Regions from separate parts of the Mus musculus genome. Here all the other regions are linked to region 2. Evidence: chromatin loops called from intact Hi-C (ENCODE). Cell type or tissue: heart. All regions are shown on one strand. Each heading gives the region's core, and the rest is flanking DNA. Links, peaks and the distances in the headings are about the cores only. Region 1 holds the start of Atp5mpl (ATP synthase membrane subunit 6.8PL). Region 2 overlaps Ckb (creatine kinase, brain). Region 3 overlaps Coa8 (cytochrome c oxidase assembly factor 8).

Region 1 (4,570 bases), core at 962-3,461, 300 kb after region 2:
GGTCTGAAGGTTAGCTCGTCCAGTGAGAGTTAGCCTGTAGAGTGGTGCTATCATCTTACCATAGATGGTCATCTGTCCTTAATTCCTCCCTATTATGTGCACCTGAATGTTCTAGTTGGATTGTTCTGCTTCAGAGCATTAGAAGGCAGCCTCTGGAAAGCGTGAAGGAACCCAAGTCACTGAGTAGGTGGAGTGGAATCTTTGTGGCACAGGCAAGGACTGAGAGAGTACTGTAGGGGACCAATGGGTTAGAACCCTTGGGATCCAGCTCTGTTCTTGACTTTAGGAATTCTCTAAACCTCCTTTGTCAGATCTCTTCATCAATCATGGACCTCCTACTTGCTCGACAGACTCTTAAAAAATAAAGGACCCTAGCTGGGAGGTGGCAGCACAAGCCTTTAATCCCAGCCAACCAGCACTCTGTAAGTTCAAAGCCAGCCTGGTCTACATGATAGCCAGGGCTACATAGATAGCCAGGGCTACACAGCAAGAACCTGTCTCAAAAGACAAAAACAAAGATATCCCCCACCCCGTCCCCAAACAACAATGAATGGATCCAGAATGGCACGTGGTGCACAGTGAGCACTCAGGAAATGATCAAATCAATAGCAAGGAATTGCTACAAAAACCCAATAGAAAGCAGCAAGTCCCAGGCCACTGGGATTCTAAGAAAGTACTTAAAGAGGTTTCATCTCATAGGCTGTGCAGAAGTGTTGAGCTGTATCAAGACTGGTATGATATCAGCGATTGACTTTAATCCTAGCATTTGGAAGGTAGAGGCAGGGGGATCTTTCTCAATTCAAGGCCAGCCTGGTTTATCTACAAACGGAGTTCCAGGATGGTCAGGGCACAGAGAAAACTTGTCTTGACCTCCCACACCCTGAAAAAGAATGTGGTGTCACAGGAGGGTCTGGAAGGAAAAGGTAAACAGAGGATGTGGAGGGACTTCAGTGGTCTTGGTGTTCTCCTCAGCATCGAGGCATCCTGGCACTGTGTCCTTATTCTAAACTGCCATGAGTCCCGACACAGTGAAGGCCTGCTATCCAGTACATTTACACCCCACCCCCACCCCTTTGTCTCTTGCTCCTGGACTTCCATTTTGGTCAGTTTGGTTGTATTTGACTACACAAGTGACATGTTCCCTGTACTCAGTGTGGCCTCTACTCTTCCCACCTAAGTTTCTCTGGCTAACCATATTTCCCAGTTGTTAGTTTTACAATACCAGATTCAATAAAAGATCATCCTACTCGAAGGTCAAATGGCTGTCTACTGAGACTGCCTATGCCTGCAGAGTTTGTGAAAGTGACAGTAACAGCAAGCTATTACCTGGCAGCACACTGTAAAGAGGGGAACATGTCTGAGGTTTATAATGTGGTTTCATACATTTTCAAACATCGGCCTTGCCAAAACCTAACTTGGAAGAAACCTGTGGAATAATGGAAAGAAGGCACTGGCTTTGAAGTGATGTTTCTTGGCACGGATTTTTAGCTGCATCCCTCCCTGAGTAACTTGAGTAGGTAACAAGATGCTCACAGTTGATGGTGGCATGCCCCTTTGCCAGAGCCTATAGTTACACAGGTTCATCCAAGTGTCAGCACAAGGACACAGTCCATGCTGAGTGGACCTCCACTAGAATCTAGCTCCTGGACAACTTCTGTGAGGATGATACTAGGGCCCCTGGCCCTCCAAGTCTTGAGGAGTAATCCCTCTTTCGCATAGAAATTGATGTCTGAGCAAAGTCTTATCTGTCCAAGGGACTGACAACCACCCCTCCCCTCATACAATCAGGAAGACTAACTCCAGAAACACCTTCGCAGTGTGGAGGACTGAACGCCGTGCACATCCCTGCCCTCGGCGTGATGGAGTCCCGGACACTCTTGGGGGACTCTTGGGGATCTGGAGGACTGACCCCGGACACCCCCGCAGTCTGGATGACTCAGCCGGGCACTCTCTCCGTCACAGTCGCGGGGAACCCGGTGGACCCTCCCTGTAGTAGGCGGCGCAGGGGCTGACCCAAGGTCAGCGTGTATCGCAGAGTCCTTCGCCCGCGATCTACCTGGGCCCCACCGCACCCGGTCCCGGACCCTCCTTAGTCCCCCGGGTTGGGAACACAGCAAAAAGCCCAGGTTCCGCTCTTACCTCCGCGGGACCAAGACCACAGGCAACACCAAATTCTGCTACAGAATGGGAAAGGTCACAGAGCACGCAGGCGCCGCGCAGGGCCTGCTGGGAAAGCGGAAGGAGCGGAGACACCAGACGCCGGCTGCCCGGCCTTCCGCGCCTGCGCACCACAGCGCCCCCAGTGGTCGCCCGGGTGTTACAAGCTTCGGAAGGGATTAGTCCAAACCAGGAGGAGCTGGGAGAAGCCTACTGTGTTTCTAGGTGTCATAAAACTGACCAGATTTCCCAGGGTTTGTGGGTTTCCAGGAACAGAGGACTTTCAGTGCTGAAACCAGGACAGTAGATAATCCGGACAAATTGTCCTTAAGTAAATAAGTAAATAAAGCCCCTTTTACATGGTTTATGGCTTTAATCCTAGCCCTCAGGAGGCAGAAGCAGCAGGATAAATGTGACTTTCAGGCCAGCCTGAAAACCTAAACCAAAATTCGCGTGTGTTGGTGCATACCTTTAGTCCCAGCACTCAGGAGGCAGAGGCAGGAAGATCGCTGAGAGTTCAAGCCTAGTCTATTTTTTTTAGTGAGTTCCAGGACAGCCAGAGCTACACAGTGAGAACCTGTCTAAAAAAAAAGAAAAAACAAAAACAAAAACAACCAATCAGACCAAAGGCCAGACATAGTGGCTCGGGTCTTTCATCCCAGCGTTTAAGGGGCAGAGGCACAGGGTGGAGGGTGGAGCGTGGGGCTGTGGGTCTATTGAGTTTGATAGCCTGGGCTACTTAGTGAGACTCTCACACTCCCTCCTCCTCCCCTCTCCCCTCCAACAAACAATAAGAGCAAAGGAAATAAAGCAACAGTGACAAGGGGAAACCCTCTTTACTTGAATTTTTTTTTTTTTTGAGATAGGTCTTTCTGTAACTTGTTATGTAGCCCAGGCTGGCCTCACACTCAGGGATTTGCCTGCCTCTGCCTCCTGTCTTCTTGGATTAAAGGCCTGCACCACTATGCCAGGCTTTTGGCATTTCTTGCCATTTCCCCCTGTATTGCTACAAAAATTTTTGCTCTAATATTTGATTAAGCAGCCATGCTGTGCATAGTAATTATCATTAAAATTGTTGTAAAGCGTTGCAGAGACTTCTGCAGGAACGCTAGGGACTGGACCTAAGGTTTTATGTTTTAAATAAGCATGCTAGCTGGGTGTGTCGTGATATAATCCTAGCACTTGGACAGTAGAGGAAGATGATTAGGGTTTTAAGAGCATCCTGAAACCCTGGTTTGGTTTTTAGAAAACAAAACCAAAACAAATGAACAAAAATTGTTATTGCTTTTTTTTTTAGTTTTTTTTTAAGTTTTTTTTTTTATGTGTATGAGTGTTTTGCTCACATCTATGTCTGTGTACCAAGTATGTGCCTGTTCGCTCTCAGAAGTTAGAAGGCATTGGATACCCTGTAACCAGCATTATGGATGTTTGTGTTCTATCACACTGGTGCTGGGATTTGAACCTGGGTCCTTTGGAAGAGCAACAAATGCCCTGAGTCACTAAGGCATCTCTTCAGCCTCAGACTTCTGTTTAAGAAATGACTGACATCTGAACAGAAACTGAACAAAAGAAAGCCACCTATTGGGTTAAAACAAATTAGGCATGTATAGCCATTACCCAAGCAGAACACAGAAGAGCTAGTCAGGAACCCAGACAAGCAAGGGAAGACAAAGGTGTCGCACACACAGAAGGAGCCCAGTCCCCTCGGCCCAGAGCAGCTAGCGCTTTCCTCCTCCCTCCTTTTCTCTTTACTTTTTTTTCCCTTAACAAATATTATTACGTGGATGAGAGTGGGGAACAATCCCCAGTGCCATGGGGCCCATGTGGAGGTCCGGGGAGCGAAGCTGTCAGGCATCTTTACCCACTGAACTGTCTTGATAACACCACTTTATTGCTTTAGTTTAAAATCACTATTATTTTATGCATACGTGTTTTGCCTGTGTCTAAGTATGGCTTCAAACTCATGACAATTCTCCTGCCTCAGTCTCTAGTGCTAGAATTACAAGAGTGGGCCACTTTATCCAGCTTTTTCCTCTCATGGTGCTGAAACCATAGGTGGGTACCTAGAACAAGATATAAACTCTACAACTGAGCTTTACCCTCCATCATACAGCTAACTGGGTCTAAGAAATCAATGAGGAATAGGGTAGAAATATTTGAAGAGCTAATAGCTGACTGAGAATTTTGTAAAAGGAATATTAAAAAAAAACAAAAACAAAAACAAAAAGGCTCCAAAACATCTTAGTGGAATCAAGCAGACAGAGAAATGAAAGTCTGGAAGTCACGTGACAAAACTAGAGCTGAGGGCTGGGGCTGCAGATCAGTGGAAGGGCGCTTGCTTAGCGTGTGTGAGGGTCCTGGGTTCCAGACCCAGCACTGCCAAACAACAAAACCCTAACACCTAATGATGATG
Region 2 (4,570 bases), core at 799-3,298:
TGCTCCCACCAGCTGCAACACATTAAATTCCTATAAATAGAAGAAGAATAAAGAAAACTATTTCCAATTTGACTGGGACAGGGCCGAGGCTGTAGCTCAGCACTAACTAGTACAGAGCCCTTGGTTTAATCCTAAACACTACACTGCAGAAACAGGGTGAGGTAGTATATATCCATTGTCCCAGCCGCCGGTTGGTGGAGGCAGGAGGATTTCAGTTTCCTCCTCAGGTGCCTGGGGAGGACCACAAGTGCAGCTTAGTGGTTGAGCTGCGTTCCCAGCATGCACCGCGCCGCGCCGAGTTCAACCCTCAACATGGCCAAAACCATTGCCTTATATAAGCAATACAAGTTCACTGGAAGACATTCGGAAAGCGAAGTATAAAGAGGGAAATCACCTGTTCCCTCCCACAGCCAGACTGTTCTGGGGGTTTTTCCATACATAATGTGTGGGATCTCAGCGCGAGCTGTTTTATAACCCATGCTTGCTTCTTGGCTTCCTCAGCCTGTCTTCATAGCACTGAGTGTGAAGTTTGCTTGCACGAAGTAGGAGGGGTGGGGTTGGCCAAGCTTTTTCTTTCTTTCTTTTTTTCCAGGTAAATGGTCCTGACCAGTTCTTTCCTTCTCTAAGGAGTTGTAGTTCCTTGTTATTTCTTTAGATAGTGGTCTTCCTGGGTCAGCATCTAGAAATTCTACCAGCACCAGGGTGAGAGCTGGAGTTTTTGCTAGTATGGTGGGTTGATGTCTTAGTGGACAGAACACCCACCTCTATCATTGGACCACCGAATGTAGGTGGCTCCAGGGTGAAATCCTTCTCTGGCTGCTCCCAGCAAGAAATCAGGGTGGCCAGCCTGTCCCAGGGAGATGTGTTTCCATTCCGGTACCCAGTGAGCACAGCACCTTTCATCTCTGCAACCACTCTCACGAAAGCCACGAAAGCCACGAAAGCTCAACACACTCATTTGAATCTCGGATCCAGAGAAAGAGCAGGGCTGTCTGGACTTCCATAAGTCCTGGAGATCTACCGAGCACAGGAAAGTAGCATGCAGCACAGCCGAGGGAACACAACAAGATTCTTCTATCTGGGTGAGACTGGGGTAGGAACTCAGAGCCTAGTAGAGTCCTGAGTTTCTGAGCCTACACAGAGGCCAGGAAGGTCCTGTGTCCAGGAAACAGCTCAACCCTGGAAGCACAAACCCCAAAGGGGCTCAGCTGTGCCCCTGCCTGAGTGGCTGGTCCAAGATGCTCATGAGATTCACTGCCTGGAGGAAACATCTTTTCTAGGCTAGGTTCTGCCCTCTGGATCCTGCGTAAGTAGAGTGGGGTTTCAGGCTGCAGCTCTCTGGATCCTTGGGGTTTGGATGGGAAAGTACCACACAGTGCTGTGCCTACCTCCAGTGGGATGGTGTCTGGCCTAGCCACATCAAGTTAGCCGGCCTTGACCTTGCTGGCGATAAGGGGCCTGAGCCAGCAGAACATTCTGGGTTCAAGTGGCGGGAAGAAGGTGGTATTCCAAGACTGAACTTCACAGACCTGAGGCACCTATAGGAAGATAGAAAACCCTCACCCGTTACAGGGGTCCTGTGTCCTGCCTTCTTTTCTTAGGTCTTTTTGGTGTCCCAACAGCAGACATGGGGAGTTTATCTCTCTATGCCTACTGTCCCTCTCTTATAGTCTGGATGGTCCCCTCAGAGACTCATTTCCTTTGTTGGTGGAGATGGTTTGAAAGGCATTTTCCCCCTAGTTTTTCAAGGCAGGGCTTTTCTTTGGAGTTCTCTGTCTGTCCTGAAACTTGCTCTATAGACCAGGCTGGCCTTGAGCTCAGAGCCCCACTCGCCTCTGCCTTCCTAAAGGAAGGCAGGAGGACTGCTTTTTGCCACCAGACTGAAGTCTACAGTGTGGCTGGATGACTTAAAGCTGAGGGAATGGTCTAGTGTGGACCCCAGGTCTTTCTGACAGGAGTGCCAGCTGCAAACTTGTTAGGACATCTGAGGAGACCGAAGGCAGGATTGAGTGCTACCCCTGGACACTAAGGAGAGATGCAGAGATCTCTTGACCCTTTTGTGCTTCTAGGGAACCTGCCCTGTCCTATGTCCAGCCCACCCCCAGTGAGGTGCATTCAAACAGCATGATACAGAGGTCAGTACTCAACTAGAGTTTCCCCAGCCTAGACACCACCTAGATGAGCCCATAGCTGGAGTCTGGCCATTGAAGCAAACCCCAGACAGAACATAACCTCTGTAGCTCATAGCTCAGCCTTGCCTCCTGTCTCCTGGGTCTGAGTATGATGTCTGGGTTGACCAGGTAAGCCTGTGATGAGCCTGACCAGCAGGTGGCAGCACAAGACTGTCCTCTTGGAAGAGTCACTGTGGGGGCGGGGAACTGTAGTCCCAGCCCCTGGCTGCTGTTTTTTCCTTTCTCGGCTTTCAAATGTGGGCCAGATCTTTTCATGAGGCCCAACCAGGATAAGCCGCCATGAAGGCAGCCAAGCCTCATTTGTGCCCAGGAGCCCTGATGTGAGCCTTGGGGTACCTCCCCTTTGACCTGTCCACAGACAGGGACGGGTCACGACAGAGCCCCTCTAACTACTGTTCCCTCTCCTAGATGACGTGGCATAAAAGCTCGAAGTGGAAGCAGAGGGTTGTCTCCTCCCAACCACTAGGGCCCCAGAGAGGAAGCTAGCTGCAAATGAGAGGGACGGGACAGGGGCTAGAGAGCTGGGGGCGGGGGGGGGGGCGGTGAGGAGGAGGCACCTCGACCTGAGGACGATGGAAGCTGGAGGAAGCAGGGAGAGGGTTATTTAGGAACTGGAGTAGGGGTTGGAGCCTGGAGGGGGAGGAAGTGAGGAGGTAAAACTTTGGCTCTTCAGGCTGCCAGGAAGACAGCAGAAAGAAACTGGGGAAGATGTCAAGTTTCTGACTCCTTTAGCTGGCTGGGACTAAGGAAACACTAGGCTCCACCCTGCAAGCACAGATGTCCTTAGATGCTCAGGCTGGACTCAGAGCCTCCCTCCCTCTCTGCCCTGTATCTTCTATGGCTCATGTTTCATCTGCTAGGTGAGATGACACAGAAGGCCAGCGCGCGCACACACACACACACACATACATACACACACACACACACTGTCCCTAGGAAAGGAGAAGCAACACTCAGAAATAGGGCAGGCCAAACCCTAGTTTATTTTCAGTGTCAGCAACAGCTTAGCCATCAAAAAAATAAACTCTACCCAGGGCGACAGAAGTCTCTACAGCGAGGCTAAGGGCTCAGCCGCCAGGCGGCAAACATCAAGGATGCATGGCGGGCACTGCCCGGTTAATAAGTTAGGAAGCGGCAGCCTGATGGTGGCGAGGGCCAGGCTTCACTTCTGGGCCGGCATGAGGTCATCGATTGCCTGACCCTGCTCCAGCCGTTGCTCCATCTCAATGAGTAGTTTCACTCCGTCCACCACCATCTGCACCAGTTCCACCTCCGAGAAGCCCAGGCGGTCAGCGTTGGAGACATCAAACACCCCACCGACAGCAGCGGTGTCCACGCCACCTGCGGTGGGACATGGGCAGGTCAGCGGGGCTGAGGACAACACCTGCACCTTCTGCCCCTCACCTGTGCCTTCTGCCCCTCACCTGTGCCTCGCTTCTGAAGCCGCAGCCGCTTGAGCACCTCCGAGAACTTCTCGTGCTTCCCCAGGTGGGGCAGCTTGATGTGCACACCTGCCCGCAGTCCGGTGCCCAGGTTGGATGGGCATGTGAGGATGTAGCCCAGGTGAGGATTCCACATGAACTCATAGTTCTTGGACTTGAAGAGAGTTTCGATCTGAAGGTGGAGAAGGGAGAGTTAAGAGAAGGAAGCCTGGCCGGAAGCCCTACGGACCCTGGGAGATGTGGGCTCTGATCTGCCCCTGATCCCTCCCCAGCACCAACGCCCCTAGTGAGGAAGCCCTGGGGAATGCCCAGGCCTGACCTGAGTGAGGCCGGTGCAGAATCGGGTGAACACTTCCTTCATGTTGCCCCCCTTCTGCATGGAGATGACTCGCAGGTGGTCCTCCTCGTTAATCCACACCAGGAAAGTCTTATTGTCATTGTGCCTAGAAGAGGGGTAAAGTCAGGCTGGAGTCCCTGCCAGAATGTGGCCTTAGATCACACCCAAGAAAGACACTATAGGTGGGTGACCTCAAACAAAATGCTTCCTCAACAAAGTGCTGGAATGTGAGCTGTCACCAAGACGCCAATCCCAGCAACAGTGGAGGAAGGCAGCTCATATACATCTCAATCACCAGTCATGTGCTGTGTGGCCCGCAAGGGTCTGGAGCCTCCAGAGCATCCCACCAGAGGAAGCACGCCTCCGCCCGCTCAGTCTGCAGGGGTAGGAGCCCTGCCCGGACGGGTGCGGAGGCTTTTGCGTCATTGGCACCTGGCACGATCCCGGCGGAATAAGGGGGTGAGAAGGTGGAGAGAAAACAAGAAGCGCCGGCTCCCAGGAGGAGGGCGGAGAACAGACGCCAAAGAGACTGGTCACCACCCTTGAGTCCCTGGAGACTGCGGCCTCCCGCAGCGCAAGGACCACAGTCATCCGCAGAA
Region 3 (4,570 bases), core at 1,401-3,900, 64 kb after region 2:
ACCTACTGGCCTGTGAAGGCATCCTACCTACCCACTGTGCACAAACTTACAAACACTCACACATGCACGCGTACTCAAATACTCACACTTACATGCACATTCACACGCAATTGAAATAGAATCTTTAGCTGGGCATGTTGGCGCTTTCCTTTGGTCCTAGCACTTGGGAGGCAAAGGCAGATGGATCTCTGTGTGTTTGAGGCCACCTGCACTGCAGTGTAGATTCTAGGACAGCATGTGGGGACTCAGGACAATCAAGGTGAGAGTTGGTTCTTTCCTTTTTTTTTTTTTTTTTTTTTCGAGACAGGGTTTCTCTGTATAGCCCTGGCTGTTCTGGAACTGACTCTGTAAACCAGGCTGGCCTCAAACTCACAGAGATCCATTTGCCTCTGCCTCCTAAGTGTTTCGATAAAGGTATGTGCCACCAGGCTTGGTTTTTGGATTTTTTTGTTTGTTTGGTTGGTTTTGGTTTTTCGAGACAGGGTTTCTCTGTATAGCCCTGGCTGTCCTGGAACTCACTCTGTAGACCAAGCTGGCCTCGAACTCAGAAATCCGCCTGCCTCTGCCTCCCAAGTGCTGGGATTAAAGGCGTGCACCACCACTGCCCAGCTGGCTTTTGGATTATTAAGACAGGATCTCTTATAGCAAGGCTGGCCTCAAACTTTGATCCTTCTATTTTTTAGCTACAGTGCTGGGTTCTAAGTGTGCCTGGCATGGGCAGCTTCTCCCGTGTTATGTTTAATTGTGACTTACTTCTAGGCCAAAGAGCAACGCTGGATGCAGAGGAGATGGCCGACTTCTATAAGGACTTTCTGAGTAAGAATTTCCAGAAGCACATGCGCTATAACCGGTAAGCGCTCACGCCTGCCCTGAGGTCACCTAGCACACCCACATCTGTATGGTTCACTTAGCACACCCACATCTGTACAGTTCACCTAGCACACCCACATCTGTATGGTTCACTTAGCACACCCACATCTGTACGGTTCACCTAGCACACCCACATCTGTACAGTTCACCTAGCACACCCACATCTGTACGGTTCACCTAGCACACCCACATCTGTACGGTTCACCTAGCACACCCACATCTGTACGGTTCACCTAGCACACCCACATCTGTACGGTTCACCTAGCACACCCACATCTGTACGGTTCACCTAGCACACCCACATCTGTACGGTTCACCTAGCACACCCACATCTGTACGGTTCACCTAGCACACCCACATCTGTACGGTTCACTTAGCACACCCACATCTGTACGGTTCACCTAGCACACCCACATCTGTACAGTTCACCTAGCACACCCACATCTGTACGGTTCACCTAGCACACCCACATCTGTACGGTTCACCTAGCACACCCACATCTGTACGGTTCACCTAGCACACCCACATCTGTACGGTTCACCTAGCACACCCACATCTGTACGGTTCACCTAGCACACCCACATCTGTACGGTTCACCTAGCACACCCACATCTGTACGGTTCACCTAGCACACCCACATCTGTACGGTTCACCTAGCACACCCACATCTGTACGGTTCACCTAGCACACCCACATCTGTACGGTTCACCTAGCACACCCACATCTGTACGGTTCACCTAGCACACCCACATCTGTACGGTTCACCTAGCACACCCACATCTGTACGGTTCACCTAGCACACCCACATCTGTACGGTTCACCTAGCACACCCACATCTGTACGGTTCACCTAGCACACCCACATCTGTACAGTTCACCTAGCACATCTTTTTTTTTTTTTTAACCATAGTTTAACAGCTTTGGTGTTTTCAGTAGAGGTAGAAGTTGCATGGTTTTTTAAGGTTACACTTTTTGCAGTTTTAACCAAACTTGTCAGCTTCAGTATGCGTGCACGGTACCCACAGTGCCTCAGGGACTTACATCAATGCCCTTTAAGTATCTTTCCTTGGAAAAACGGGGTCTGTCAGAACTCTTTTTTTTTTTTTTAAAGACTTCTTTTTTTAAAAAATATTTATTTATTATATGTAAGTACACTGTAGCTGTCCTCAGACACTCCAGAAGAGGGAGTCAGATCTCGTTACGGATGGTTGTGAGCCACCATGTGGTTGCTGGGATTTGAACTCCGGACGAGCAGTCGGGTGCTCTTACCCACTGAGCCATCTCACCAGCCCTCTGTCAGAACTCTTGATCAGTAGAGATCAAAGGCCACAGGAGAGCCATGCAGGGACCAGCAAGGAGCCTGAACTGCAGGGTGAGTCACCCTCCCAAGCAGAACATGCAGAGCATTACAAAACACCATTGTGTACACACACACACACACACACACACACACACACACACATCTGTGTGAGCACTCAAGAAAGCAAGCTCTGGTCTCTTCTGTATGTACGGCTCGTGTGGAAAAGCTTCCCTGCCCGGTGCCAAAGGTAGTCAAAGGTGAGCACACAAAGGGACACTCGGGCTTGCTGCTGGTGGCATCACTCGGGAGGCAGAGGCAGGTGAGCTATGAGTGTGAAGCCAGCCTGGTCTACAGAGTGAGTTCCAGGACAGCCAGCGCTGCCCTGAGAAACTCTGTCTTGGAAAACAAAACAAAAAGAACACTCAGAAACAGTGATGTAAGTATTTCCCTGGTGGCCACACAGGGCTAGACACTCGTCATCCCTCATCAACCCTGACTGCTAACGCCACCGGTCAGCAAAAGCTGTGGGATTGGATGGTGACAGATGAGGGTGCCACACCCGAGGCCTAACTAAGCATGTCCTCATCGGTGGCCCAGGGTGCTGCCGGAGGAAGGACAGCCACGCCTGCAGCTGTTCAGGAGACTGACGTGGGCTGAAGTGTGGTCGGGCTTCCAAATTGAAGCACCAGCTCATAGGAAAAGTAAGGGCTGTGTATATGTGGGGCAGGCACGAGAACCTGAGCGCCTGCCTGCCCAGTCCTGAGCTCTTGTGACAGGTGTCTCATGGAGATGGGATAGGTGTGTCTGGGCCAGCTCATCATCCTGACAGATTAGTGGGTTTTGTTTGTGAAAGGATCTCACTATGTGGTTCTGGCTGTTCAGAAACTCACTGTGTAGCCCAGGCTAGCCTCAAACTCACAGAGGTTCTGTCTACCTTCACTTCCCAAGTGCTCAGATTAGAAGTGTAGGCCACCATATGGTTGGCCTGATAAATCTGAATTTTTTTTTTTTTTTGAGATTTTAGTTTTTTTGTTCTGCCTGGTACTGCAATTAAGATGCAACTCGAGATTTGCATTAAAATGCAGCAGTGACAGGGCTGGCTGTGGCCAGAGCGGCAAGGTCTCCGAGAACGTGGGCGGCATTGGAGGCTGGATGCGCTTCGAAGGGAGCAGTCTGCGGCTGCGGCTGCGGCTGCGCTGTGTTGCTTTGACCCAGTTAGGCGCTCAGCCACGTGAGCTCACGGACACAGCGCACGGCTGCCCCCTGCAGGCTGTGTGTGCGCAGGCTCTGTGAGGCTGCCTCCGCTCGGAAACAGGGAGGCTTTGCTGGCTTCCTTTGCTGGTTTCTCTGCTTGACTGTCCAGATCATCTGCCTCACAAGAGCAGTGGGGCTCTTCTTGCCTGAGTCACACGGGGTGGCCTCTTGCTCCCCCAGAGCCTTCCTGTTTACTTAGGGTTCTGCTTGACAGCAGGTTGTGAGTTATAAAGTTCTCAGGAAGGTAGATGGAGTTTGTGGACCTACACTGTGGCTGACTTGTGCTGTCACCTCCTTAGGGCTCTGGCTCCTCTCTTACCTTCTGTGCTGAGATCCAAGGGTCAGTGAATCCAGCCCTAGCAGAAGTGCTCAGGGCCTGGAACGGCTGGTGGCTTTGGGGCAGCAGGGGCTTGCACCCAGGATCTGAGATGTGCCTTTCCTCTATGCAGTAAGCCCTCCACACTTCACCTCACCGTTAGGCTCAGTGGGTGGGCCCAGTGGGTGGGCTTCCACTTACGACGTGTAGGCAGCAGCCTGTGTATTTTCTCTGTCCAGATTCTGCCAGGGTGTGTATGAGAGCATCAGAGACCCAGGAGAAGGAGAACGTTGTGACAGTCAGCTTCCTTCTGTGGGATACTTTGTCTCATACAAATTAGACCCAAGCAGAGCCCCACCCCAATCCCAGGTCCCTGGAAAGCCTGGTAGGCTGTTCCATGGCGCTACTCATCACTGCCTGTCTAGGATGCTGCTGGATCCTCAGAGCATCCTAGGAATCTGCTAATACAGGCCAGGGGAAGATTAGAGCTCTCTATACTTAGGGAAACTCTCTCTCTCTCTATGTGTGTGTGTGTGTGTGTGTGTGTGTGTGTGTGTGTATTCTGCTGGGGTGGAAGTAGGGAGTCAGGTGACTGTGGCACCTCCAGGAAAGCTGCTGATCAGGCCTGACACTGCAGTTGACTGGGGTCCTCTCTTTCTCTGTAGAGACTGGTACAAGCGTAATTTTGCCATCACTTTCTTCATGGGGAAGGTGGTCCTGGAGAGGATGTGGAGCAAGCTAAGGCAAAAGAAGACAAGCAGTTAGGAGGAGCCCACCAGAACTTGACCCACAGCACCGGAACCTGACCCACAGCTCCAGGTTCTGTTTATG

The links. A loop is a pair of places that touch in the nucleus more often than their neighbours do. Peaks named below come from ENCODE experiments on the same cell type or tissue, not always from the same donor. Only the 100,000 strongest peaks of a DNase experiment are listed, where the experiment ranks them.
Region 1: it touches region 2 in a loop (2.4-fold over the local background); 10 of 42 quality-filtered maps call a loop at or near these places.
Region 3: a loop joins it to region 2, with 7 times the contacts of the local background. A loop is called at or near these places in 17 of 42 quality-filtered maps.

Annotation. Positions count from the first base shown.
Region 1 is chr12:111,964,785-111,969,354 of GRCm38, forward strand. It overlaps Atp5mpl (ATP synthase membrane subunit 6.8PL), which reads right to left and starts at 2,225. Exons shown (of 4, transcript NM_027360.3): 1 at 2,140-2,225. In heart, for the core only: a CTCF peak has its summit at 2,310; DNase peaks (open chromatin) are centred at 1,967 and 2,237; H3K4me3 peaks cover 1,635 bases; H3K27ac peaks cover 1,419 bases.
Region 2 is chr12:111,666,209-111,670,778 of GRCm38, forward strand. It overlaps Ckb (creatine kinase, brain), which reads right to left. Exons shown (of 8, transcript NM_021273.4): 6 at 3,954-4,077; 7 at 3,617-3,806; 8 at 3,147-3,533. The coding sequence ends at 3,355. Among named protein-coding and RNA genes, the nearest start is that of Ckb, 3.8 kb to the right of the region's middle. In heart, for the core only: a CTCF peak has its summit at 2,315 (motif pointing right); DNase peaks (open chromatin) are centred at 1,413, 2,373 and 2,903; H3K4me3 peaks cover 850 bases; H3K27ac peaks cover 1,293 bases.
Region 3 is chr12:111,729,263-111,733,832 of GRCm38, forward strand. It overlaps Coa8 (cytochrome c oxidase assembly factor 8), which reads left to right. Exons shown (of 5, transcript NM_026511.2): 4 at 760-850; 5 at 4,405-4,570. The coding sequence ends at 4,504. Among named protein-coding and RNA genes, the nearest start is that of Coa8, 18 kb to the left of the region's middle. In heart, for the core only: a CTCF peak has its summit at 2,612; DNase peaks (open chromatin) are centred at 2,669 and 3,399; H3K4me3 peaks cover 415 bases; H3K27ac peaks cover 680 bases.